Linked DNA regions of Homo sapiens: region 2 is linked to region 1. Evidence: chromatin loops called from intact Hi-C (ENCODE). Cell type or tissue: A673. All regions are shown on one strand. Each heading gives the region's core, and the rest is flanking DNA. Links, peaks and the distances in the headings are about the cores only. Region 1 has its middle 44 kb from the start of SNORD3G. Region 2 overlaps BARHL2 (BarH like homeobox 2).

The links. Peaks named below come from ENCODE experiments on the same cell type or tissue, not always from the same donor. Only the 100,000 strongest peaks of a DNase experiment are listed, where the experiment ranks them.
Region 2: it touches region 1 in a loop (6-fold over the local background); 2 of 110 quality-filtered maps call a loop at or near these places.

The regions. Positions count from the first base shown.
Region 1 is chr1:90,606,276-90,621,146 of GRCh38, forward strand. No RefSeq gene overlaps it. Among named protein-coding and RNA genes, the nearest start is that of SNORD3G, 44 kb to the right of the region's middle. In A673, for the core only: CTCF peaks have their summits at 8,023 (motif pointing right) and 8,760; DNase peaks (open chromatin) are centred at 7,276, 8,076 and 8,776; H3K4me3 peaks cover 804 bases; H3K27ac peaks cover 1,639 bases.
Region 2 is chr1:90,697,544-90,712,414 of GRCh38, forward strand. It overlaps BARHL2 (BarH like homeobox 2), which reads right to left. Exons shown (of 3, transcript NM_020063.2): 3 at 13,996-14,871. The coding sequence ends at 14,769. Among named protein-coding and RNA genes, the nearest start is that of BARHL2, 12 kb to the right of the region's middle. RefSeq lists enhancers at 8,502-9,296, 13,441-14,009. In A673, for the core only: no CTCF peak of the experiment used is centred there; DNase peaks (open chromatin) are centred at 8,598, 9,278, 9,968 and 10,608; H3K4me3 peaks cover 2,500 bases; H3K27ac peaks cover 2,500 bases.

The sequences.
Region 1 (14,871 bases), core at 6,918-9,417:
CAAATAAGAGAATAATAGCAGAGAAAATAAATGAACTGGAGGTATTGAATAAACATGAAAATATTTCACAAACACAATATTGAACAAAAAACGAAAGTTTCTCTGGAGTACCTAAAGATGATGCCACTTTTGTGATAAGAACATGCCAAACAGTACCATATTGTTTAGGTAGACAAAACGTAAAAGACAAACACATTCTAAGTAGTGCTGCTAGAGCACTGTATTAGTCCTTCCCGTGCTGCTATGAAGAAATACCCGAGACTGGGTAATTTGTAAAGGAATTTATGGTATTTAGGTAGGTAAGAATATGTGTAGGAATGACAAACTCCCAATTCAGGAAACGGGTACTGGTGGGCATTTAGGATTAAGAATACACAAAAGGCTTCAAACGAGTGGTAGCTGGACAGGGGTTAATTATATTATTCTTTATACATTTTTATCTTTATACCTTTTATATACCTGAATTATTTCTTAATAAAAACTACTCACATCAATCAGCAAAAGTATCAAACGATATTGATGGCAGGGGAGTTTACACCTCTGTGAGGTTGGAGGTATATAGGAACTCTCTGCACTTTACATTTAATTTTTCTGTGAACCCAAAACTGCTCTAAAAATAAAATTTTATTAATCAACTAAAGGAAAAACTATTTGTCATTAGCCTTTATATGTTCTGTATAGCCCATGGATTTCATAATAATTTAATATTAAAGAAACGACGGTAGGAGAATCAGCCTAAAAGGCACAATATGGAGAGTTGAAAGAAAGGGACTTGAGAAAGAAAACTAAGTTGTAAGTTCAGCACATCAAGGCCACACCTCCGTGATGTCTGTATGTATGGTGGGAGTCTGTATGCACGTATGTGGGCATGGCATGTGTGGAAGCTTGCTTTAATATGCCTGCCACATTCTAAGTAGTGCTGCTAGAGCACTGTATTAGTCTGCTCTCACGCTGCTATGAAGAAATTCTCGCAACCGGGTAATTTATAAAAGAAAGAGGATTCATTGACTTACAGTTCCGCATGGCTGGAGAGGCCTTAAGAAACTTACAATCATGGCGGAAGGCACGTCTTCACGGGGCAGCAGCGGAGAGAATGAGTGCTGAGCAAACGGGGAAGCCCCTTATAAAACCATCAGATCACGTGAGAACTCACTATCACGAGAACAGCATGAGGGAAACCGCCCCCATGATTCAATTATCTCCACCTGGTCTCGCCCTTGACATGCGGGAATTTTTACAATTTAAGATGAGATTTTGGGTGGGGACACAGCCAAACCATGTCAAGTATGCTTTTATGAAATCTATTATTGTACAGCTGATGTTACAGCTACTTTAGAGTAATTTTCCCCCAGCTCTGGAGCAGTGATTTGCAAAAATTTTTTAGGAGTCCATATAAAATGTCATATAGAATTCAAATATATAAATTGATAAAACTACATTTTCTCTGGCTACAGATATGGTGGGAGTCTGTTTGCCTATTATTCTTGCCACCTCACCCCAAGCACCTGTGCAGAATCCTAGTACTTAATAATTGGAATATAATTGCTCTAAGATAGCACGTTCTCATGTATGTTTTGCAGAGACACCAGTCCTGAGAAATGTTCTATATTAGCGGGATTCCATGATCATACACATTTGAGCTGTGCTACTTGTTCACGGTGCATTCTAAAGGCTCTGAGAAGCCCTGCAACAAAGACACTGATTTCCTCTGTTGAAACTAGTATTTCTCAAGCATAAGTAACCACAGAACATTCTTTCACACGAAATATCTATTAATGTCCCTAAGCACTCTTTTAGAAATGTATGCTTTAGCCCATAAAACAAATGTCTCCTATTAAGATCATTGGTATTTGGTTCATTTCAATATAATAAACTTACAGTTACTAATGAGTCTTAATACTGCCTAAAGCCTTATCTTTCTCAAATGCATTTCTCTAGTACCCTCTCTAGCACTTTTCCTATTAAAGATATACACATTGTAAGTTGGCCATCTACTGTTTTCAACAAATAGATACTGAGTGCTTGTCGTATAGAAGGAATTTTAAATGCAAAGAAACACAAGACCCACACTTCATGTACTTCAATGCCAAGGAGTTCGAAAAGGCTTGTGTTGGATTTTTAAAAAGGCAGGCATTATTGAAAAAATAATGCAGATTCTTCAAGTGTACATTGAACTTAAATAAGTTTGATGTTTCTGCAATGTATCAAGTCCCAAAAACTTTTCAAGTTTATCTTGGATGGCATGCTTAATGGTATGAACATCTGTGACTATAAGTGCTTAAGATAAGCAGATACTTAATAAATATTTATTGAATTAATAAATGAACAAACACACAAACTGTATAGAATAAACACATTTAGAGGCCAGGACAAGACTGAGCCAGACACAGAGAGTAGAAGCAGGGGAAAAGTCTAACGAAGTGGGGAAGATTGGCAATATTCACGAAACATTTTAATGAATCACAGGCCAAGTTTCCATCTAAGCTATATATTTTAATTACCCCTCTCTTTAAAAGAAAAAAAAAGGCTTATTTATTTAAAAAAAAAAAAAAAACTACAATTCCCTTGAAATCGCCCAAGTTTACTATATCCAAATAGGGACTTGAGTGATTTGCAAATGTTTTAGTCTCCTTTATTTGCAAGAACTTATTGCCAAAATTATAGGACATTGGTTTCAGAATTTGTTTCTATAAAAAACTGAAATGTAAAAATAAGATTATTATACAATTTGCCTCTGGAATATGGGAATTTCCCCTCATTTTTGAAAGAAGAAAAATAATTCAAGAAGGTCCTTAACACCATCTCCCCAACTGACCAAAAAACATGCATTTCTCCAGATGTGGGAATTAATGGTCCTCATTTGACTGTATACCCTTGCAAGTTACATGAATAAATGTCATATGAGCAGGATGGTCATTTAACACTAATATATAACATTAATGACCTCAATTGTCCAACTTAAATTGGCCAATTAAAGAAGATAATACTGCAGACCTAAAAAAATCTTTTTGTGCTTTCCTACTTTGACATCTTTATCTGAGCCTTTTTGACATACTATGCACTAACCTCTTCATCCATAACATATAGGCATTTATATATTTTATGCTCCTAGATTCTTCAGCCACTCATTCATTCAATCAATCAAAAAAGTATACAAGGCTGGGCACGGTGGTGCATGCCTGTAATCCCAGTGCTTTCAGAAGCTGAGGCAGAAGAATCAATTGAGGCTAGGAGTTCGAGACCAGCCTGGATAGATCTCGTCTCTACAAAAAATTTAAAATTATCCAGGCATGGTGGTACGTGCCTATAGTCCTAGCTACTCGGGAGGCTGAAGCGGGAGATTCACTTGACCCAGGAGTTCCAGGCTGCAATGAGCTATGATCACACCACTGTACTCCAGCCTGGGCAACAAAGTGAGACCTTGTCTCTAAAAAAATAAGTAAATAAATAAGTGTACGCATAATGAAGAAAACTAAAAGAAATATAAAATTAGTTATTTGCCCTTAGAGAGCTTACAGTCTCATTGCAGATACAAGAGATGTTAACATGTAAAGTTTAATAACAAAACAACTCTGTAACCCATGTGATGTAACAAGAAAATAAATAGTAAGTGTCAAACTTCTAGGATAGAAAAATGCATGGTATGAGCATTCATTTGCCTTCAAATTTAGAAAAGGATGAAGATGCTGGGAGATAAAATAGTCATGAAAATTTTATAGTGAAGAAAACTTGACCTAGTCTGAAGGAAAAGAAAGATTTGGGGAAATTAAACAGAGGTGGTAGAACATTCCCAAGATGGAAATCTTGTGAATAAAGTTTCATAAACTGTCTGAAAATGATTCATACAATTTTGTGGTCACTATGCCACTTTACTGGATTGTATGCAAACATCCAAAATGAGGTGGCTAAACAAAAAAATTTACTAGTAGAAGTCCAAGCAAGAAAGAATGCCAAAAGTGTCAGAAATGGCTCAGCATCTGAGCATAGCTTCCTTTTTGAATTTCATCCTTATCCCTGAGTCCCTAAATATCTAATATTTGTTAATATGTGTTAATGACTTTTTGAAAGAAATGGGTGAGAAAACTGGGAAAGCTGAACCAATTGACAGTGTCCAAAGTTGCATTACATTCCAAAGCATTCATATTATAGAAGTGTCTTCATCCTTCAGCCCCTAGCTAAAAAGTTTTTTTTTTTTACCCTAGGCTTGGAGCATTGGCAAAATTATTTGCCAAAGATAGCGGGATTGGGATATTGGAAGGGATTAGCTCCAAAGCAGATAATTCTTTAGATGAATGTGTAGAAAACTGTAAGAGAATTTCTATTTCTATAATAAAAATACAAGAAATGACATCCTAGACAGACTTGTTGAGTTAGATTTCACTGGGTACCATTTGCTTATAATTTTTAATCACTATTTTCCAAAGTATCTTTCTGAAATAAGCAAAGTAGTCTGCCAAGTTCCTAGCTCAAGTTAGGAGAGCAGAATATAGGTTAAAAAAATAAATTAAGTTGTGTTTATTTTGTAGTATCTAATTATATTGTATTAGCACAAGTTAGGAATACAGGAAAAGTGCTTACCTTAGAGATGATAAGACAATATATGAAGCAATTATAAAGTAATACCTTGTATTTATTTCACATAGTTATATCATGTACTTGGTGTGGTTCGGACTAGAAAACAGTCAGACAGCAGGGGTAATAACGAGAGTGTGAGAACAGGTGAAAGAAGAGCTTTCTAAGTTCTGTTGTTATAGAAGCAAAGACAGAGAAAAAAATTATATGTCATATGTTTATGATAGCAAGAAGACCAGCCCACGTGGAAGAGACAGGAAGTGCTAGGAAATGGGAAAGAGAAAAAAGAACTGGCAAAGTAAAGCAGTAGAGTGGAACAGGGCTTGGAAACCATGGCCTGTAGCCTATTTCTTATAAATAAAATTTTATTGGCCAGGCCTGGTGGTTCACAATTATAATCCCAGCATTTTGAGAGGCCAAGACAGGAAGATTGCTTTAGCCTAGGAGTTCAAGACCAGCCCTGGCAACGTAGCCAGACTCCGTCTCTACCTAAAAAAAAAAAAAAAAGTTTAATTGGAACAAAGCCACATTCATTTGTTTACAGATAGTCTATGGCTGCTTTCACACTACCATGGTAGAGTTGAGTAGTTGGAATAGAGATAGAGAGCCTATGGACCACAAAACCTGAAATATTTATTATCTGGCCCTTTCTAGGAAAAGTTTGCCAATCATTGTAGAAGAACACTCAAATATTTGGGAAGAAGGGAGGGAACAAATGTGGAGCTCTGAAATTGTAACACATAAGTTATTTTTCTTTATACTGCCCCAGCCATACAAATTTTCTTACACTTCCTCAGGCTTCTTAGGTCTTCTGACAAAGGACAGATTAAAGACCTTGGAAAATAGGCAGAAGGATTTCGAGTTCATGCAGAAGATGGTGGAAATTCTAGGACAGAAAAATGATCAACTTGGAAGGTTGAGAATGAGAACAGATAAAGAAAACCCAAAGGAAAGGCACCAGGTAAAATATTGCATAAATCCAAGCAGTGGTCTTCATAAGGAATGGAGGTAAAATAACAATTCAGAGAAACATTTCAAATGATGACTCAAGTCCTGTTGACAAATTGGCATGGGAAAAGTAGTATAAGGTAAAGAACATCAAACTAGGAGTAATAGAATTGGGTTCTAGTTCCCACTGTGCCATTTACTAACTTGGTGTCTTTAGCAAAGACACCTTATGTATCTCTGTTCACTCACTTATAACCCTAGGAAGTTGGTAGAAATATTAATATTTACCATTTTTGAGTATCTACTTGGTTGGCAAGTACTAAACAAAGGCATCTCACACATTTATCCCTAAACCTTACAAAAAGCTCTAAGACATGCATTGCCTAGCCCATTTCACAGATGAGGAAACTGAGTCTCAGAAAGGTTAGTAAATTGCCTGATATGAAACAGCTAGTCAAGTGACGAAATGAGTTCTGAATTCAGTATTGGTCTCTACGTGCACATGGATCATATGTGTAAATGCTCATTATTACATAAAGGATAGTCACTGCTTCATTCTAGGAAATCCTGTATCATCTTTCTATAAAGAATTTAGGTAGTTAAGACTTGCCATCCCTCCACCCCTCTAAAACAGAGTTTATTAGTGCTCACTAAATACCCATGTGCTCCTTTGCTTTCCCAAATGCCCTTGTAGTTTACGTGCCTATGTGCTAGCCAGGAAGATGTGGTTAGAAGTAATGTAAGCCAGTTCCATACTTGGCCCCTGAAAACAAAATAATAAACAACATGGATAATGCTTCACAGTTCCCAGTCAACAGGCTTTCATATATAAATTATTTCATTTGGCTCTCACAACAAAGAACTAGAATTATTAGGATCAGAGACATGGTTACAGATAGAGAATCTTAATCTCAACAAGATTAGATACTTTGAATATTCTGTAGGTAAGAGGATGCCTCTTAAGGATAATGTGTCTTTCATTTCTGCTTCCCAATATCTAACCAGTGCCTGGAACATATACTTGATGTGGATAGAAGCCATCCAGAGCCCATTCGTCAAGTGAAGTAAAAACTTTTGTATACAAACAGGGTTCAAACTGGACACAAATAGGCAGTTCTTGTAAATAATAAAAGTGAGAAATAAAAGGTTAGCAATTATATTACTTTTTCATAGTTAAAACATATTTTATGAGTTGTCCTCCTCTTAATCGTTCTTCAGTTTATAACCAATGTCAACTTTAATAGTTTTACATAGCAGGGCATAGCTTCTTTCTCTTCTGATCCCAACCCATTCTCTTTTTTCCATTCAGTGACAACTTCAAGTAGATGGTGAACCAGTCTTAGACTCTCACACTCTCCTTGGCAAGTCTGAGATAGCACCTTGTAGGGTCCCCTTATCCTGGGGGTGGTTTCTTTCTGGGGCCACGTGGACATTTAGGAGTGTTAAGGGAACTTAATTGGATTCAAACCTGGATTGCATCTTTTTAGTAGTAAGCTGCTCAGTCCTTGTTTTTTTCCACTTCCACTGAAATTTAGTGAGAAAATGGCTTCAACTGAATCAGCCTCGATATGATAACAAAAACGAAAATGAATGGTGAAGAAAAAAAATCAAAAGGTTTGCTCTTTGAGATATAATTTAGTGTCTGGCAGGAATAATTCAAGAAAATTGTGTCCACTTCCTGATCACATAGCTAAACAAACAATGAGGGGGGAAGTCCTGCTGAGAGACATTTTCACATTAAAAGGTGCTAAAAATGGGCTAGATCTCCTCACAGCCCTGTTGGAAGCCTCCGTTCAATTTTTAGTCATTTCCTCCCTGTCCCCAGACTCGGTGAGACAGAGGAAAAAGGAGAGGCTGTACTTCCACGCTCATCCACCCAGCAATTCGAGGAAAGATTGGAAAGGGAAGTAAATCTTGTCCCTCCCAGACATTTTCAGATGATTGCAGAGAGGGAAGTTGAGATAGAGAAGGGAACAATAAAAAAGATTAGAAGCCTTCTTAGGACTCTCCTTAGGCAAAGACCTAAAATAAGTTAAAAATCACACGAAGCAATTCTGCTTCCGAAGAGCTATGTGGATTAGGCCTTTGCTGATGCTCGGATACTAGAAAAAAAATTGAAATTAAGCATGCATAAAGATACAGCATTAGATATATCCTCTCCTACAAAGCTATCAGTACCGTCTTTTTAGTCTCATAAATAGACATTCACTAAACATGGGAATATCGGAGTCCACAGTCAAGAGCCTTCTATTAGTACTTACGGAGTCAGAACTTCCCATGGAAGTATCATGGCCTCTGCATCAATAATTTTCATGCAAGAAGTGATTTAACAAACAGTTTGATTGCCTCCCATGAACCAGGCATTATACTAGATGCTGAATACGTGAAAATGAAGGAGATATCACCTTTTAGATTTCACAGTGTGCAGCAGGGTTCCTCAACTACAACATTATTGACATTGAACTGAATAATTATTTGTTGCGGGCTGCCTTGTGCATTGTAGGATGTTTAGCGGCATCCCTGGCCTGTACCCACTAGATGCCAGTAGCATCCCACCCCAGTTGTGCTTTTCAAATGTTGTGACAATCAAAAACATCCCCATGCATTGCCAAATGACCCCTGGGAGAAGGGGCAAAATCTCACAGCCAGTTAAGAACCATGGGTTTAAAAGGAGAGACAAGGTTTTGTTAGCCAATAATTACAGTGAGATGAAATGGGCTAGAGTTTGCATAAAGTACTATGAGAGCACTCAGAAGAGAGTAGCTAGAGTAAGAAGTCAGGAGATAAGTGCCCCTGCATGTATTAAGCACACCCTGATGACCAAGTATATTTTTAAAATTCAGACAATAACAATAATAGATAATAGATGACGCTTATCTATGTACCATGTACTGTTCTAAGCATTTTGCAGACTTTAAATCATTTCATCCTCACAACAGCCCTATGCACTAGATTCTATGATTACCCTCATTGTAAAATAAAGAAACTGAGACATAGAGAGGTTAAGTAGTTTTCCCAGGGCACAGAGCCAGTAAATGGTAGAGCTGAGATTCAAAACTCAAGCAGTGTATCTCAGTAAAGCTCAATAAAGGGCATAAATGCTTTAGATAAATATAGCACATTCTTAAGTGTTCACTTTTTTGAAGATTTAATATTTTACAAAAATAGAACAGGCATGTTTATACTAGTTGTTAGGATAAACTCAAAGCATTCAGGAAACTTCAAGTGTGCAATGTCACTGCAGGCCCCTAGGGGTCTATACGCACTTTCTCTATTTAGGACCTCTGATAGAAAGAAATCAGGAATGCTGTCCTAGAGCATGGTAAACATGGGGTGTCCCATTGTCATATTTTAGTTTAAAACCAACCCAGCCCAGAGGGACTGTGCCATCAAAAACAGGCTTAGTAAGTAAAAGCTATGTGGCAGTTTTTGTGGCCAGTTTATGGTGCTGACTTGATAAGAGTACCAGCCTACCCAACCCAGAGCTGGCTGCTTGGGAAGAGCATTCTGCATTCTAAGAGGAACTCAGAGCCAGGTCTTGAACAAAGACTTTCCCTTCAGAGCCTTGCCTGACTTAAGAAGTTCATGACCCAGCCATGACTGTGATCAACTCTCACCTCAGGCCTTCAAACTTTCTCTTCCTTCTGCCTCAAAAGCTTTTACCCTCACACAGCCTTTTGACTTTCTTCTCTCTCTCACCTCCTCCGGGTCACTGCACAAAGCCCATCTTCCCAATAAGGCTTTCCCTGACCACCTGACATAAAATTCTTCCCCTCCACTCAATCCTCATCCATAACACTTAGCTAACATGCTAAGTATTTTACTTATCAATTTATTTTTTTATTTTCTATCTTTCACCACTAGAATGTAAGCCCCATGAAGGTAGAAATTTGTGTCTTCTTTGTTCCCTACTGATATTCTCTAGCACATAGGATGTATTAGTAAAGATTTGTGAAGTGAATCAACCATGTCACTTAATCCTCACAGATGACACATCTTCTTTTAGCTGTGAATTCTGCCATTAGTGTTGTGCCATAATGATGATAAATAACCTTAGTCCAAGTATTCAATCACATGCATTGGCTCCCTTTATAAAATCTGTAGTGTGGCCCATTTTATAGATGACAAAATTGAGGCTCAGAAAGGTAAGTAGTTTGCTCAAGGTCATAGAATTAGAATTTAAACATAGGTCTGTCTGACTCCAAATTTATGTGCTTATAAACTCAATAAATATTTTGCTGTAAAATATTTATAGGACTATTGTTATTATCACACTTTTCATTGGAAAGAAATGATTTCCCATCCATTAACTCATTGGATCCTTACACAGCCCCATGAGGGAATAATCAGCAAACTTATGATGCCCCTTCCCACACAAATGAGTAAACTGAGAGTCTGAGAGATTAAACAAATTGTCCATGATCACATTCCTAGAAATGGAGACTGAGGATACTGCAAACGCTCACTCCTGTCAACAGCTGTGGCCAAATCATCCATGTGGATACCCAAATGAAATGGTGGCTTTCACTATCCATCAATCCTGGAAAAATTCAGGCTAAGTTCATGGGAGTTTTCATACACATTGATTTCTCCAATGATAATACAAATATGCACATCTGATTTTTATGTGAGCTGTAGATTCGGTCAGAAAATCTCTAAGTGACCGGACAGTTCCATCTTTGAGTAAATACAACCAGGCCAGGAACACAGTGAGTGCTTCAAACACAGAAGATGGTGGTGATGAGCTCCAGCTCCAGGGGGTGGCAGCAGTGAGAAACAGATCAAACTCAAGTTGGACATGGCCATTCTCTGGAGCAGTTGCTGGGAGCAACTACGGAATATTCTACACAAGCCCAGCTGTAATGGTGAGATAAGGGCAAACATTTCGTACATGAGTAAAACCCTGAAGAAGTCCTGAACATGTTAGGGGAACCAGACACTAAGAAAGACTGAGGCTGGATTTATTGCCAATATGGGCCTTTGGGGCCTTGGGTATTGTTCTTGGATATCGTCCTCTGGAAAGCAACTTGGGAGACAGTGCAGTATGCAAGTCTGAAACTGTAACTTAGGAACAATTCACCCCAGATTACATGGTACTTTGATTGCCTGCTTGCCTATATTCTTTGATCACCCCATCCTCACCTCACTAATGTGTAAATTCCTTAAAGGCAGTAATTGGGCCATGTTTCTCTTTGTACCTCAAGTACCTGGCACAATACCAAATACACACTACACATATGATAAATAAAATTAAACAAACAACGTTTTATCATGGCATTTGTGTAGATGTCTAAGCTTTTGCTACTAGCCAACTGTGAATTTCATATCAACAAAGATTACTCTTTATTTTTTTATTCCAGGTGTCCAGCACTTCACCTGGTACACTCCAAACTTTCAAAAAAAATTGCAGTGAAAGTGTGGATGGATTGATGGATGAATGAATGGATGTTACTAGATTTAGGATTTCCTACTACAATTCTTCTCCTTAGCAGTTTGTAACATTTTGAAAAGATCTAGCATCTTGTCTCCTTAGCATCCTTAGCACCCAGATCTTAGGTTCTAATACCATTCTCCAATAAAAGGAAACAGAGATTTTTAGAGAAATTATTCTAGACTAATTGGAGGCCTGGGGCAGGGAATATACAAGGTGAGCTTGGGGTATCTTGTAGTGTCAGAAAGTAAGGAAGTGCTAAAAACAAATGACGGAATTTTGTCAAAAGGACACAGAAACCAACGGAAAGAGCTCCCAATGGCAAAATCTGGAACAATTTAAGCAAAACAATAAATAAAATAGTATCAGATTATAATCCAAAGTATAAAGTAAATATTAATGAGTCTATAATGACATAAATGAATGAATAAATAAATAAATAAATTGGAGAAAATAGACAAATCTCCCATGCTGAATAATTCTAAATAACTTATATAGATATTAGGTTGGTGCAAAAGTAATTGCAGTTTTGGACCATGAATTTTAAATCATTATAACTAGGCTCAAACACATCTTTATTAATCAAAATAGGAACTGTTACAATCAACACATGTTTGCCAACAAAAAATAAATTTGTTTACTCCTGCCCCATAAAATCTGTGCTTCATGATTCAACAAACTCTTGGAAAGCATTTTCTGCATCTTGCTGGTTGTGGAAGCATTTTTTTCTGCAAAAAGTTGTTGAGATGCTTGAAGAAGTGGTAGTCAGCTGGCAAGAGGTCCAGTGAATATGGCAGATAAGGAAAAACTTTGTAGCCCAATTCATTCAAGTTTTTTTTGATTGTTTGTTTGCTTGTTTCTTTTTTTTTTTTTTTTTTTTTTGAGATGGAGTCTCACTCTGTCGCCAGGCTGGAGTGCAATGGCGCGATCTCAGCTCACTGCAACCTCTGCCTCCCGAGTTCAAGCGATTCTCCTGCCTCAGCCTCCTGAGTAGCTGGGACTATAGCCGCGCACCACCACGTCCGCTAATTTTTTTTTTTTTTTTTTGTATTTTTAGTAGAGACAGGGTTTCACCATGTTGGCCAGGATGGTCTCGATCTCTTGACCTCGTGATCCACCTGCCTCGGCCTCTCAAAGTACTGGGACTGGCTTAAGCCACTGCACCCGGCCTCATTCAACTTTGGAAGTGTTGGTGTGATGTGCAGTCAGGTGTTGTGGAGAAGAATTGGACCCTTTCTGTTGACCAATGCCAGGTGCAGGGATTGCAGTTTTCGGTGCATCTCATCAATTTGCTGAGCATACTTCTCAGATGTAATGGTTTCACTGCAATTCAGAAAGCTGTAGTGGATCAGACCAGCAGCAGACCACCAAACAGAGACTATGACCTTCTTTATGGTGCAAGTTTGGCTTTGGAAAGTGCTTTGGAGTTTCTTCTTGGTACAACCACTGAGCTGGACATCGCCGGTTGTCATATAAAATCCACTTTTCATTGCACATCACAATCCGATGAGAAATGGTTCATTGTTGTTGTGCAGAATAAGAGAAGATGACACAAAACGATGATTTGTTTTATTTTTGGTCAGCTCATGAGGCACCCACTTATCGAGCTTTTTCACCTTTCCAATTTGCTTCAGATGCCCAATGACTGTAGAATGGTTGACATTGAGTTCTTCAGCAACTTCTCATGTAGTTATAAGAGGATCAGCTTCAATGGTCATTGTCAACTTCCGATGGCTGGCCACAATGCTCCTCATCTTCAAGGCTCTCGTCTCCTTTGCAAAACTTCTTGAACCACCACTGCACTGTACGTTTGTTAGCAGTTCCCGGGCCAAATGTGTTGTTGTTGTGAGTTGACTCTGCTGCTTTACAACCCATTTTGAACTCGAATAAAAAAATTGCTCGAATTTGCTTTTTGTCTAACATTATTTCCATAGCCTAAAATAAATATAAAATAAGCAGCAAGTAATAAGCCATTAGCAAAATAACATAAAGTGAGAAATGCTCACTAAAATGATGTATAACATAACCACATTTGTTTAAGAATGTATTCCAATAACAAATGGCAAATTCCAACAGTGCAAAAACTGCAATTACTTTTGCATCTCAGGGAGGTGGAGCATAACTCTTAAGTGTAGGGTCGACACAGTGATTTCCTCCCAAAAAGTACAGTACAGAAAAGGGGAAAAGTAACTTTATATAGAGAATCATAAGCACTACCTCAGCCAGGTGGTCAGGGCTAACATCAATACTGTTATCATGTTGACAGTATGTACCCTTGACGCAACGTGATGAGAAAGACACTTTACCTCTGTGGTCTTCCTCCCTAAAACCCATCACCCCAGTCTAATCGTGAGAAGAACATCAAACAAATTGACGGACATTCTTTAAAAACAAAACAAAACAAAACAGGCCAGGCATGGTGGTTCACGCCTGTAATCCCAGCACTGTGGGAGGCCAAGGCGGGCGGACCACAAGGTCAGAAGATCAAGACCATCTCGGCTAACACAGTGAAACCCCGTCTCTACTAAAAAAAAAAAAAAAAAAAAATTAGCCTGGCGTGGTGGTGGGCGCCTGTAGTCCCAGCTACTCGGGAGGCTGAGGCAGGAGAATGGCGTGAACCTGCGGGGCGGAGCTTGCAGTGGGCCGAGATTGCGCCACTGCACTCCAGCCTGGAAGATAGCAAGACTCCATCTCAAAAAAACAAAACAAACAAAAAAAAAACAGTACTCCTCCAAACTGTCAAGGTCGTCAAAAACAAGAAACTTCTCACATCCAAGGAAACAAATAAATAAATGCAATGTGTTATACCGGATGGGATCCTGGAACAGAAAAAAGGCATTAGGTAAAAAGAAAGATATATGAATAAATTACGGACTTTAGTTAACAATAATGTGTCAATACTGGTTAATTAATTATGATAAATGTAATGTACAAATGTTAAGATGTTAATAGGGGAAATTAGGTACGATGTATACAGGAACTCTCTGTACTATCTTCACAACTAAAACTATTCTAAAGTAAAAAGGTTTTTTTAAGTATAGAAATAAGTTATAGCACACAGGGTGATATCCTATCCTTGTGCTCCTTCACAAGAGGTTTCGGTGAATTTAACCTCCAAAAATGAGTCACTAAGGACATCTTTTCTGATGCCTCTAAAATAAAGTCCTCTACCGGGCATGGTGGCTCACACCTGTAATCCCAGCACTTTGGGAGGCTGAAGCGGGCAGATCACCTGAGGTCTGGAGTTCGAGACCAGCGTGACCAACATGGAGAAACCCCATCTCTACTAAAAATACAAAATTAGCCGGGCGTGGTGGCGCATGCCTGTAAACCCAGCTACTCGGGAGGCTGAGGCAGTAGAATTGCTTGAACCCAGAAGGCGGAGGTTGTGGTGAGCCAAGATCTTGCCATTGCACTCCAGCCTGGGCAACAAGTGAAACTCCATCTCCAAAAAAAAAAAATAAATAAAAATAAAAAATAAAATAAAGTCCTCTTATTAGAGCAATTGGATGACACTAGTTCCTACTATGCTGACCATTTCTAGGTCCTCAAATAATTTTCTGGGGTTTTTTTCCTACAGTCAGATTTCTTACCCCACCATGGGCTTTGCATGTTAATAAACATTGAGGAATACATTCAAATATGCTTCACTGATACCTGCTTCCATTCAATTAATGATTTGCATGGCCTCTTCTACAAAGCTACTTCTCTATAATTGATGTGGATACTAAAATTCTTCCTACTTTGTTTTTTTGTTTGTTTGTTCTTTTGTTATTGTTTTGAGTTGTTTTTTGTTTGTTTGTTTGTTTGTTTTTTCATAGCCAGGGAAGATCTTCTAGCAACTACTCTGACCACTGCTGGTCTATGCTATCATTCCCTTCTCTTCCCAATGACTGCCTCCCTCTCCCTTCAAAGCTCCA
Region 2 (14,871 bases), core at 8,249-10,748, 93 kb after region 1:
AATTTAGAATATAGGATCCAATAAAAAGTGGAGTCAGTTCCTGACATCTGCCTTCACTTCCATTCTTATTAAAGAGACACATTTCTAGAAAAGGGTTGGGAGTATTGCTTGCATTTCTCTTTTTGCTACACATAATCAGCAACAACAAAATAGTCTAGTGACTATTTTGACATAGCTACTTCAGATCTATGAAAAAAGGATGTTTTAATTAAAATGTAGGCCAGTGGCACAACTAATTCAAGAATTAGTTGATGTCACATAATTAATTCAATTTTACCAGATACTATTCTTATCATTGAAATATATAAAATAAGGCCAGGCGTGGTGGCTCACGCCTGTAATCCTAGCACTTTAGGAAGTTGAGGTGGGTGGATCACCTGAGGTCAGGAGTTCGAGACCAGCCTCGCCAACATGATGAAACTTTGTCTCTACTAAAAATACAAAAAATTAGTCGGGCGTGGTGGTTGATGCCTGTAATCCCAGCTACTCAGGAGGCTCAGGCAGGAGAATTGCTTGATCCCTGGAGGCTGAGGTTGCAGTGAGCCGAGATCGCGCCACTGCACTCCAGCCTGGATGACAGAGCGAGACTCCATCTCAAATAAAGTAATTTTTTAAAAAAGAAATATATAAGATAGCCAAAAACCAATTGAAAATTAAAATTAATTTTTAAACAATTTTTATTATATCACAACTATAGTCAACAGTGATAACAAATATATATTGTGCCCTTAGGATCTTCAAGTTAATATGCCAAGTATTTGAAATACCATGAAAGATCAGACATGGTTCTTTCCATCAGGGAATCTATATTGACTTACAAACATCACTTGGATATGCTGTTTTTAATTAAGCAATGACTTCATATTCAATTACATAAAGTTTAAGTACTTATGTTATACTAGGCACTGACCCAGGGATTAGGGACAAAAAGATATATCTATCACATATTGAGGATAATGTTAAATATTAATTCACTAGTTATGATCAGGAAGTATGCATAGATAAATGTTCTTGACAAACAATCCAGAATTTTTTTTTTTTTTTTTTGAGACGGAGTCTCACTCTGTCACCCAGGCTGGAGTGCAGTGGTGCAATCTTGGCTCACTGCAACCTCCGCCTCCTGGGTTCAAGCAATTCTCCTGCCTCAGCCACCCGAGTAGCTGGGACTACAGGTGTGTGCCACTACACCCAGCTAATTTTTTGTATTTTTAGTAGAGACAGGTTTTCACCGTGTTAGCCAGGATGGTTCGATCTCCTGACCTCATGATCCACCTGCCTCGGCCTCCCAAAGTGCTGGGATTACAGGCATGAGCCACCGCACCTGGCCACACAATCCAGAATTTTTAAACCAACACTTAGAGAGAGAGAGATGTGATGATACTTTTTTGTTCATAGCTCACTGAAACCTCAAAACCTGGGCTCAAGCGATTAATCCTCCTGCCTCAGCCTCCCAGTAGCTAGTACTACTAGTACTATGGGTGCAAGGTTTTTTTGTGTGTTTGTTTGTTTTTATAGAAACAGGGTCTTTCTATGTTGCCCAGGCTGGTCTCAAACTCCTGGCCGCAAGAAATCCTCCACTTTGGCTGCTCAAAGTGCTGAGATTACAGGCATGAACTGCTGCCCCCAGCTGACACTTTCTTTAATTAATAAGTAGACTTTGAGTGTTTTATTTCTTTTCTTTTTTTTCTACTTTGTCACCCAGGCTGGAGAGCAGTGGTGCAATCACAGCTCACTGCAGCCTCGACCTCCCAGGCTCAAGCGATCCTCCCACCTGAACTTCCTAACTGGGACTACAGGCATGTGCCACCATACCTGGCTTAGTTTGGGATTTTTTGTAGAGATGGGGTTTCACCACGTTGCCTAGGCTGGTCTCGAACTCCTGAGCTCAAGCAATCCACCAACTTTGGCCTTCCAAGTGCTGGGATTACAGGTGTGAGTGACCATGCCTGGAGAGTGTTTTATTTCATTATTCCCTGAGCAATCCACAAGGAACATTTCTCATCTTGCTAAGGAAAACTACCACTATGTACTTTCAAACATAAAGACCAATATCTCTCATCCTAGAATGAGATTAAAAAGAAAACCTCAAGAGTAAAGCTATCAGCTGAAAAACTTGTTGAGATAAATGTTATGTGCATACTGTGTATTCATGGTAATACAGAGGAAAGCTTTTCTTAATGAGGAAGAATTCAAAGTTTTACAACACTAATGTTGAGATATAGAGGACCCCTAAAATGCTGTCACAGTTAACTGCAATAGATGCTATTAAGCTAATTTTTTGAAATCTGAAATTCATACGGTACTGGCGCAGATTCTCACCATGTAGCAGATAATGTTTTCTCTTACACAGATTCACTTTCATGTAGCTATAAAAGGGCTGATCTTAGTAGACTGCAAACCAATCACAGCACTTCACTCTGGGGAATATAGAATAAAGAGGGTGAGAGATCACTAATTACAGTTGCCAATATTTTCTATAGATGTGGCCAAGTCACCATGTAAGAAGTGGTAGTATATGTAAGAAGCAGGAATATATGTCTTTCGTAATACTGACATTACAAATATATGAAGTTAAGGTATCTCACAAATGCAAGTCCTTCAAAAATCTGCTCTCTCTATATATTGCCCTATACTAATATATTCTTAGACCAAGCCTGAGAGAGAAATTCCAACATCCACTGCATTGTTGGACAACAAGGAGGCTTCTAGTGAAAGATAGCATCTTTTTATAAAAAGAAATAAAAAAGAAGGTATGATATGTGTTATATTTCCAGATTTCAACTAAATAAATATTAGTGGTTCTATCTTTTGATTGATGAGAAACTATATAATAATGGATTTCTATCTGCAGAACAAGTTGAGCCAAAGAAAAGTAGGGAAAGGGGTCAGTAAAGTTGGTGCTGAGGGACAAGACTAAACACTATTTTTATAGGTCAGTGGTTCCAAGTTTGTTTCTAAGGGCTGATGTATGTTGTTTTGAAGAACATCATTTGATCCTCAATATAGTCCAAGTCACAGAAAAATAATTTTATTATATCATGGCCTAACTGTACAACAATATGAGAAATCAAAACAAATTTATATTAAACTTTATTCAATTGAAGGGGGTATGTTAAATACATAGATTTGTGTCTTTTCTAAACACTTATTATTCATATCAAGAATATCAGGGCAACGCGTTAAGAATGATTGCGAATCTTACAAGCCGTATAAAAAGAATTCTATAATGAAAAAAATCCCTAATCTCCAAAAACCAAATATATTTAAATGTATATTTCTTACCATTTCTAACAGAAGCATCTGGAGCCAGAAGAACTTACATAGAAGTAGAGGGTTTTTTGTTTGTTTCGTTTTGTTTTTAACATCATAGCATTATTTCCCTTTGGCTTGTAAAGCCTAAGGTATTATCTTCTTGTGATGCTGATATTGGGAAGTAAAGAAATATTTACATTATGGGCTCTGTGATATAATGAAAGATATGTACTCTATATTACAAAACAGAGGAACCATGATTTAATCTTTCCCACAACTCAAACCATGTTAGAGAGTGTGCCTCTTAATGGGTTTTTATTATGTTTTGTTCCATAAAGCATTTCTATTCATGATAGTGATAAACCAATATTTCAGCATTGTTTCTATAAGTCCAAATAGACTTTTCAAATCAGAATTCCATGCAGAAATCAGTCCCAAAGGATTACAACATTTTTAAACATTTAAAAGAGCTATGAAATGTTCTTGGACACTGAAATCCTTTACATGCATCAGGGCATCAAATAGATATTTATACAAGATAATAAGGGTAAGTGCAGACACACAAATCAGTACAAATTTATCTATATGGATAAAGAGATGCTTCTGTTTGCATATGGATATTCATGAAAATTAGAGGGAAAAAGTCAAAACTAAATAAATATTTAATATTTCAGCACCTGTCATATAGTTTTTTGTATGTGTGTGCTTTACTACTATGGACTAGCAGTAGTACTGCTACTCTAACCAACTTCATTAAAGAATAAAAGAAAAGTAATAAGTCATTTCACACTCTGTCTGACCATTATACAATAATAGCAAGATTTCATGCAAGGGTACAACATTATGCCCATCTGCAATCACAGTCTCTTTGCAAAAATCTCAATTCACACTTCACATGCAGCTAACCTTGTTACCATCCCTTCCTAAATCCATCAGTGTTGCAGCTGCACGTCTTCACAGCCCAACATCTTAAAATTCATCACTTTGGCACCTTAGCATCACTATAGGTCAAGATAAAGAATCCAACCAAGAATAATTAAAGGGCACCCAGATGTTTAGTTTACTTATCTCAAGCCTTTCCTTTAATATATTTGAATTGCCTGTGTGTACTATTTCTTTCATATTTTTAAGATATGTGCAGTGTGATTATTTTAAGGGTATGAGACCTGGAACAATACATTTCAGACTTTTTTTTTTACAAGTAGAGTTCTTTGTAGTTGAAATTTGAACAAGAGGCGTGATAATGAGTAGGTTGAGGGAAGGAAAGGTGTTATCTCATTAAGGTAATTACTAAGACATCCCCACTATTATATCAGTTTGAAAATGTGGCAATTAAAGCGCCCTACATGGGCTCCTGGAGACAAGAGAACAAGACAGTTCTCTTGGAACTTCTGTAGTACGGTTAATGTGTGTCATGTAAATGAAAGGGTAGACTATTGCTATTTAATTCTTTTCCTCAAACCCCCTACCCTCACCCTCAAATTTCTTTGTCAGTTATGGTTCTTTTTTTTTTTCTTTAACCTGAATTTAGCTCTCATGAAAGGTGCTAGATTGACAACCCCCAGAAGCTAGAGCCCTCTACTTACCCACAGAATAGTTGGAGCACAGAAAACAACAGGGTAAGCTTGGCAGGCAACATGCTACCAACCTAAGTCAAAAGAGATCTGACCTTCCTTCCCACTCTTTAGTCAGGCAAGTCTCTTGCTCTGATGAGAAGGCTGTCAAATTGATACCCGAAGTAAGGAAGCCTTAAAATACACGTAAGAAAAATGGTAAATGATGTTCGTAGCTTACTTCACTACAACCTATACAGGGTAACTCAGGTGGTAACTCAATTTACACAATTCAGTGAAACCACTACCTTTGGTCACTAATTCATTTGGTCACTAATTCATTTCCCCTCCTGAGCTGGTCATCTTGCTCTTGCTCTTTCTTTGCTTCCACTCAAGATCAATAGTAATGTGATATACCAAATAACACACAGAAACCATTCTCAAAAATCTTGCTTTCATGGTCATTGAAATATTATTTTAAAATACAAAAATTAGTTGAGCATGGTGGCACACACCTAGAGCCCCAGCTACTCGGGGGGGCTGGAGTAAGAGGATCACTTGAGCCCAGGAGGTTGAGGCTGCAGTGAGCCACGATCCCACACCACACTCAAACCTGGGCAACAGGATGAGACCTTGTCTCTCTCTCTCTCTCTCTCTCTCTCTCTCTCTCTCTCTCTCTCTATATATATATATATATATATATATATATATATATATATATAAAATATATATACATATACATGTATATATATTACACATATAAATGTATAATATATATACATGTATAATTTAACTCAAAATTTAAAAAAGAAAATAAATGTCCAGCAATGGAAGGATGGTTGACACACCTATGGTACTTTTTTTTTTTTAGCCACTACACCCGAGTTATTTTTTAATTTTTTGGTAGAGATGGAGTCTCACTATGTTGCCCTGGCTGGAGTGCAGTGGCACAATCACAGCTCACTGCAGCCTCAACCTCCTGGACTCAAGCAATCCTCCTGCCTCAGCTTCTCATGTAGTTGGAACCACAGGTGTGTGCCACAACATCTGGCTAATTTTTAATTTTTTTGCAGAGACAGGGTCTCACCCTGTTGCCCAGGCTGGTCTCGAACTCCTGGACTCAAGCAATCCTCCCACCTTGGCCTCCCAAAGTGCTGAAATTACAGGTGTGAGCCACCGCACCTGGGCACAATTATGACACATTTATGGAAGAGATTATTATATATCAAATATCACACTTACAAAGAGTTTTAAATAATATAAAGAAATATTTGTATTACATGGGAAAAACATATACATCCCAAATGAAATATGACACAACTACATAAAAATGCACTGCAAAAATCCAGAAATTATAAACCAAATGGTAGTAGTGAGTGGTAGAAGATGAGTTTTTTTCTTCTCTCTACTTTTTAGCATTTTATAAATCTTCTACAGTTAGCAGGCATTATCTATACAATAGGAAAGTTATTTTAATGATTTTCACAAAAAGTCTGTTTCTTTTGTAGTAGAATTTGACCACATAAATTTAACTCCATTAAAATTGAAGGTCAAGAATCACCTGAAAGTGCTGTAATCCTGCGTTTTCTGTTTTCTTCCCTTTTGTCTCCTATCCTTACAGGAAAAAATAAAAATGGGAGAGGAGAAAAACCATTAAGCAAATACATTGTAGAAAAAAACTGAAGTTTAGAATAGGTATTAAACTGGATGACTTTTGAGATTCCTTCCAGTCCTGGGTTTGGATCAAGATCAGCTCTGCTTAAAATTCAATTACTTATTAATGTGGATGTTGGAAATATCCTCTGCCAAATTTCTGGACAGAACCGAGTACCAGTCATGTTCCTCTAAGGGACTAGATCATTCACGAGAAGAAAAGAAAAGCCCGTAAAACATGTTGCCAAATAGAAGGGATCCTTCTTGAAATGCCAATGCCTTATGTGGCACTTGTGTATAAAAAGCAGTGTTTTGAATAGTTGGGTTTTTAAATTATGTTCCAAAATATTAATTAATAGTAAGATCCAACGCATTTACAAGCTTAAATGTACATGGTCATCTTTTCATCATTGACATTTCTCAATGGAAATGTTTATTTGACCTGTCACCTTCGGCCACATGAAAACACCCCAGACATGTGAAATAACAAAGTAAAAATCAGGAGGACAAGGCAGGCAGGGAATGGGGAGCTGAAAGGATTCTGCAAACCTGGGCCTTAAAAGTCTCCCAGCAGGCCACAACTTTCCTCTTTTGAATTCGCCCACCTGACACTTCTTACCAGACCCTTGGCCATCATGTCTACTATCAGTTTCTGAAATGAAAGCAGTCATTGTTGCTTTACTAAATGAGGTGGAAAGGTCTTAATGTTTATATATAAATTCTAATCTAATTCTGCCCCAATAAATTTCTTGGTGGGAGGACTTTCAGCATGTGAGAGGCACTGTACCTTCTGCAGGAAAAATTAGGCCATGAGACTCAAGATCGGCTGTGCGGAGCTGCCTAATATCATCCCTTATGCGCCAGCAGGGGCAAAGAATTTTAACTCAAAATAATAATAGGAGACGGGTAAGAGGAAATGGATAACAGAAGTTTGGGCCCGGCTCTGCAACCAGGCACGCCCAGGTAGCTGCCACTCAATGGCTGAAGAGAAGGCAATGGGAGAGCCCCTGCAATCGCGCAGCCAGCCGCGAGGGTAGTAGTCACGTGATGCCGCTGGCTAGAATTGTTTGGTGCGAACATCTGGCTCTTGGTGGTCATCTCTAATGTGTGTTAGAAAAGTTTGTGGGGCAATCAGAAATGTGGATTCCCAGAAATTTCCAAAGCAATCCAGAAAAGAAGGAAGACAAAGGGAAGTGTGCTATCCCACGGTTATCCAATTGTGCTTTATGTGACTTTCTGGGCCAATCTATCAATGCATAGTAATGAAAGATTATGTGAAATTTATGTGTCTATTCACATATGATAATGTTTAATGCAATGCCTCAGTGTGTTCACTCAAGGCCAGTGAGAAAGTAGGTGTCCCTTTAAAATCCTCTTAATTTAATGGAAACAATTTGGTAAGCTTTCATTAATAGAACATTTGTGGGAAATAAAACAGATGAATAAGAAGGTGACGCTTTAAAGTGGCTACAGCTCTGATGCACCCTACTTCCAGTGGGAAACTGTCTTTCTTAATATCTAGTCTGGAATCTCTCTGCTCATCAGTTTGCAGATACCCAGTCTGCAGGAGGCAAGAGTTGGTTCAAGAGGAAGTTGGGCAATCAGATTATCAATGCTACTAACAAACATTATTTGCATTTTTCAGAAATTATGACACGGCAATTTTATCAAATTGGAGATATATTTAAAATCAAAAGCTTAAAATTAAATCATTAGAAAAACTGTTCACTCTACAGGAAACCTAGCTAATGTGCTTGGGAGACTCTGACATTTGAAAACTATACCAAATAACTTAGCTTTCCTGCAGTAGGAAGTGAATAGCACGGACTTCCACATTTTTTCCTAACACTCTGTCAGCTGATTTGTTTTAGAATGCAGACCATTTTTACACCACAGGCACCCTAATTTTGTATTATAGGAGTGGGGAAACAACGCACCACTAATATCTAATTCCTCTCTCCTAAAGAGGCATTATAAATGTACATTGTTTTATAGAAAACTTTCCCTACTAGTTCACGTGAGGATGGACTGTGCCTGAATGGGCGCCCTGGAACACCTCTTCCTCCAGTCCCCAGAGGCTTTGGGGGAAACCCCGTCTCGCGAATAACGCTTGAATCTACAGACATGGATAATCCATTGCACTACATATGTCTACTGGTTCCTAAATTCCACTTAGCATTTTCGTACCTCCAACTATAGTGGGAAGGAGGAAGAGAAGAGCCAAAGGGGAAGTAGGGGGTGATCAACAAAGAGGAGTTGACTTCCAAGAATTGAAGAGAAATCTGAAGGAGGTATCATTTGCAGCCATGAGGTCTTTAGAGCGGTGGGAGTGAAGCTGGATGCAGATAAGAGCTCCCATCTGAGCAAAGATTATTTTATTGTCTTCACAGGAGAAGAAGGCTTTATATTCCCTCCAGAGCCCCCCGAGATGTGAGAGAAGGGCCCTGCTCTGTAGGCCATCCCAAGTACCGTCCTTGAAAGCGTCTGGATTCCCGTCCCAGGCCTATAGAGCCCCTGTCCTGATGCGCCCATGCCTCCCTGAAGCGCTGTCTGTACCCGGGCGCAGGAACTCGTGGCGGCCGGGCGGTCCTGAAGGTGGAGGAGCGCGGGGCCCAGCTGGGGTACGCGCCGAGCAAGAACCCGCACGGAGCCGGCGCGCCGCGGCTGGGCTTCAAGGCCGCCGCGCCAAATCCCTGGCTGCGACGTGTATGCGAATCGTTAGGAGGAGGCGGGAGGACAGCCACACTGAGGGCCTCTTCACTAAAGAATGAAGTCTGACGGCGGGAATGGGGGTGGGTGGGGGCGGGAATCCATCAGCTCCACAAAGTGACAGGGCCCTTTTATCGTAAATCAAGTTCAATCTCGCTCTCGCGAAGGTCCTCTTTTTTCGGCGGAGCTCCCGCAGGGGCGACTCGCTGTCCCAGACCAGATAGTAGCAAGAGCTGGGAGAGACCCAAATCTGCAGGGAGAGGGCGCGGGCTGAGAGCCGCGGTGGGGAGCAGGGCCTGGGCCCAGCGCGACCTGCAGGGCTGCTGCCTCGGGAGCGCTTCTGCTCTGCCTGCGGTGGCCGAGGCGGCGGCTCGCCGAGCGCGCTCCGAGCTGTGCGAACAGAGGAAGTATGTGCCAGTTAGAAGGGTTCCGCCGGCCACCTCGTCGCAGCCGCGGCGCAAGGTCTTGGAGCCGCAGACCTGAGGCCCGGCTCCTCCCTCCTCGGCTTCCACTAAGAACTTATTAAATAGGGACGATTCACAGTTGATCTGTCACTGAGCACTACTTACCCCGAGATCTTTGGGTTTTTGAATTACTTTATTGATCTGAAGATTTTGTTCTTTGGAATGTGACCCTGTTTGGACTTAGAGCTAATCAGGAAACGCTGCCGGGGAGGTTGCTTTGTAATCACTTTGCTTACCTCCCCCCGGGCGCCGCCGACCCTTCCTAGACGCCTCCGCTGCGGCCGCCTAGGCTTTTACCCGGAACCCGCCAGCCCAGGTTACCTAGCTCCACCCGGCGCCCTGGGAGCTGTCTGTGGTGCTAGCACACAGAAACCGGGAGCGGGAGACCCAGTGGACAAGGAGAGGAGAGAGGAGACAAACTGAGAATGTAAGGTTAACCGAGACGGTCCACCCAGCAACACTCAAACTGACAAAGACCTTCAAAATTCAGCCGGAAGGACCGGGGGAAATAGTCCCTTCTGGGTCATCTCATCGCCCCGAGACAGATGACCTGGTTTTCTAATCCAAGAGGCCAATGACACCTCCCTTTCTCTGAAAGCACACCTCCCCACAGCCCCACACACCCCTCTCACTTACCCCTACCCAGCCCTGGGGATAAGGTAAGAAGTCAGGGCACTCGGCACTGGACCCTTATGATAAGTGGCCCTAACTCCAGAAAAAGACACAAATGTTAGCAAAGAAGCCTGGAGATGACTAAAAAGTGGGACTGGGTAAAGACCTAGTGGGAGACTTAAGGAGCTTGGGGATACTGTTCCAGAGTCCATAGGAGTAATCCCTGGAGAGGCCCCCACTCACTCATCTGCGCACACCGCTCTCTAGTCAACAGCCAGGGTACAGAGCAAGCCCGAATTCCCTCACCAAAGATTCAGAGATGCAAAAGAAACATCATTTCCCTGCAAGGCTTGACCCCGCCCCTGAGCATGTCCACCAGTGGTGAAAAGTCTCATTCTTTCCAAGCATGTTGACTTCAAGCTTGGTTTTTTCAAAAACCAGGCAGCTCTCTTCCAGTACATTTTTGTAACCACGTGGCTTAACAAGAACTAAAGTTTCCCTAGCCCTGGGGAGAGCTTTTCCAAATATTTTTAGAAAGTTAAAAATATAACAAAACAAACTACTCACAAGCCACTTGTTTAAAGAGGGGAGGTGGGATCCGACAGACTCCTGGGGAAGGGCTGCCTAGGCAGGAGTCAGATGGCAGGGAGGGAGGAGGAGGGAGAGTAAGCAGTTTTATTTGCAAGGGAGGAAATCAACTGTCTAATTTGCCATCGTGTGGGCTTTCATTTTAAGGGGTGGAGCAAAATTAAACGGATACAGGGTGGTAGGTATCTTTGCTGGAGGCATGGAGCCAAGAAGCAATCACTACTTTGCAACTCATTGAAAAATCACTAGTTTGGGCTAGAACAGCTGGCTGCTAGCCGGGGAGTTAACTTCTTCCTTCACACTCACTACAGATTTGTGTAGGTTTGCTGGGGTCCCTGAGCTGATCTTGGTGTTGGCAAATCTAAGAGGCCTTTGTAGGTCTTTAAACGTCTCTCTGAAATAACTTTGTATTACTGTGTTTCTGTAGGAAGCAAAGATTGCCACTGAAAATCTCTGTTTTTCTAGCCTCCGACTTAATCAAAGGAGCAATCTAAATGGAGTCCAGCCACGGAGTGCCCTTCAGACACCAGCTGAAGGTGGGAAAAAAGAAAAAGAGTACAGTTCCCAGGGACAGCTGTCCTCTGCTTCTCTGTAACTCCAGATTTCCCATGAGAATAGGCCTCTGCCTGTTACCTTGTTCCTTGCTTCTCAGAAAACCTGGAGTTGCACTCTTCACCTCCTAGCCAACCTCCTAATTTAGTTGAGCAGGCACAGAAGGAAAGAAGGACCCTTTGTGAAGAAAAAAATTGAGTTTGCATTTGACTTTTAAGCAGGTGACTTTTGAATACTAGGGCACCTGCTGAGGTGCCCTTTGCAGTACTGCTGCAGAAAAAGAAGGAAAGAAAAGAAAGAAAAGGAAAGGAAGAAAGAAAGAAAGAAAGAAAGAAAGAGAGAAAGGAAAATAAAAGAAAAAAAGAAAGGAAGGAGAGAAGGGAGGGAGGGAGGGAGGGAGGGAGGAAGGAAGGAAGGAAGGAAGGAAGGAAGGAAGGAAGGAAGGAAGGAAGGAACCAGGCACCCACCCAACTTTCTTCCTGGGACAATATCCCCCACCCCACAACATCCAATCTGCCAACTTGTATGCAACAGCAGGTAACCAAACAAATTTAGAAAGGACATTGACACATTCAGCTGCATGATTTAGGGGGTGAAAGAAAACATGACTTTGAAGAAACTTGGATTTGGGGAGGACCCTAATGGATCCTGAGTAATTGCTAGCAGCAGAGCAATATGAGGTTGATTAAGAGATCTTGGTCTCTGTAGGCACAGTGCTTCCCCCTGCATTGTCCACCTCAGGAGTCCAAGTTCAGCCTTGAGTGTAAAGCGGCAGTGGGCAGACTTCCCGGCCCACCATCCTGCAGGTGGCTGGGGACTGCTGGCAGCAAATGGGTGCTCTGGCCTTATTTGGATTTGTAGTTTTGTGTGTTTTTCATACCTGGATCTGAGTTAATTCTTTGTAAAGATTCTTTGTATGCATAAACTCTGTGGCCTCTCAAATCCCTCCTTGTGCCTAGAGTTGACCAGCCCCAGTTTCAGTGCAAACAGAAGCTATAGCACCCTCAAACCTTGGAGAGTGCCTTTTTAGGCCTAGGCAGACCACTTTTAAACTGTTTAAACTTGATCAAAAAACCCAACTGCAAGATGAAACAAGGAGGGTCTGCTAAGTGCCTAGGTATTGGACATCCTAACTGGACATAGCGGCGCCCAATTTCCAGCCAAGCCCAGCTAGCTGAGTTTGTCTCAGCTAAGCAGGCAGAAAATGAGAAGGGCCAGTCCAGACCCTTTTGTTAGAATCAAACAAGACCAAGACCAAGTTTAAAGCAAACTGATGAGCTGGAGAGAAATCTGCAAACCACTTCCTAATTAGCCAAGGTCTGATCAAGGTGCCCCCAGGCAATTTCCACCTGGATTTCACTTTTCTTCCCTCCTTCTTTCCCACCCCTCCTAAATATACATTCCCACATCACTTCACATTTTTAAAAACATTTTTAACTACACTAAGGTTCAACCATCAGAGAAAGTTGGAGGCCAGGTCCAGATGTATTTTAGCTGCTTGTATTACCCCTTTGTCACTGTACTAGGGCAGGAGTGAGGATAGAAATGTGAGGATGCCCAGATAGGAGGTCTGACTCTGGCTACTCAGGAAGTGACCCGGGGGCTGGAGAGGAGTAGGAGCAACCTGGGAACTGTATGCTCCACTAAGTGGCTCCTTCATACAGTCCTGAGCACTGAGCCTGGTGGGGAGCCAGCCTGGCGGGGGGTGAGGGGTGGTGCTTATGACTGACTTAGGCCAGGGTGCTACAAACATTTACTTACATACACACACTCACACACACTCCTAAAGCAGGCAGCGGGCCTCCTCCACACTCTGGGCAGGGTCTCCTATTTTGCAGTCCCAGCTGTCCCAGGGGTGCAGATAAAAGGCTTGGCAGCCAGTCTCAGCCTGAGTTCACCGTTGCAAAGGAACTCCAGGCATCGCAGCACAACGAACTCACTAGGACAAGCGGCTCCGCATGGGGCTGGGGGCTGGACGCCCGCCGCCAGGGACTGAGAAGGCAACGATCAAAGCCGCCACAAGGGTTTGTTAGCTGGCCCTCTCCAAGTCCCCCGGGGGCGTCCTAATTGCTCGTCCCACAGCCTCCCGCTCACAGGCTGTCCGACCTCGCCGGCGCTCAGCCGCGGGCAGCAGAACAGCTGCGAGGCTCGAGGAGCGTCCGCCTGCCGCCCAGCCCCTGCCGGCGTTGTCATCGCTGCCCAGCGCTTCGGACCCTCGCTGCCCCAGGAAGACCCCTAGAAGAAGGAGGAGGGGAGGACAGAGGGATCACCACACCGGTGAAGCTGGGGCCTCTATGCAGGTCAGGACGGCAGCAAAGTTGGCCGCCGACTTAGCCAGCACCCGCAGCCTGCAAGTACAGATTTTCTCCCACAGCCTCCTGGGTTGCTTTGAAACCATCCATTTAAAAAGAAAGGAACTCATACATATCAAATAATGGTTCGGAAGAGGCCAGCACGAAAAATGGAGCTGCTTTTATACAAGCCAACCCAACCTCTTTACGGATTTTGTAAATTCCTAATATTTCAGAAGAAATTTGTTGTTCTAAACCAAGTCAGCACTTCATCATAGTACATTCTGCTTTAGTAAAATCAGCTCCCTTGGATTTCATCACTTGTTAAAAAAAGATAAACTTTATTTTTGTAATTTTCAATCACAAAAAAATCTATATTTTTGTCTAAGCATTTATTTTACTGAATCGAAAAGACATGAAAAGAAAAATCATGTTTTTACTAACGTATATAAGTGACTCTTTTTGGACAACATATAATAAATATGATATATCACTTATCACTCAGTCTTTCAAATGTACATTTTTTTCATATTATGGAGCATGCCACTTTTCCAAAAGAAAAAAGGTCATGAGAAATCAGTGCAAAGTTCTCAGTTACCCTCCTCTTTTCTCTGGGGCAGACGGAATGTCCTCGGCAACGCCCTTTGCCTCAGCACTTGAGGCTGTCCATATATAGTTCACTCTGCCTGTGCTGTTTCCGCTCCGTGCCCTTCTTTCTTCCCTCCTTAGCCCTCCCCCCTCCCTCCCTCCTGCTTGTCCCTAAAGTCATTTTTGAAAAAGAATTTGAGGTTTTGTTTTTGTTGATGTTTTCACTTACTGGTTGCACTCTGTGTGGGGTCAGCATTTTCACCAGTCACACTGCTGTGGGGGAGATTTCCAGCCCTGTTTCTAGGGGTGGGGAGATGGAGAGCAGAGGGCTGGCTCCTCTTTGGGGGTCCCCTGCCCACTGGTAAGCATCTTCCTCTCTTACTCCTCTGCCTTCCAGAGTTGGCTGCAAGGGAGGCCTAGTGGCCTGGAGCAGGGAGAGGACGGGCAGCAGTCCGGGTTGGGCAGGGATATGGGGAAGGGATTGCAGTGCCTTCGCTGCAATGTTTTCACCGGGGGTGTGGGGTGCCTGGGATGGGGCTGGACAATGGATTAAGGGCTGGCTGTCCCCCAGGCCCTAGGCCGTGGATGAGCACACGGGGCACCAGGGGC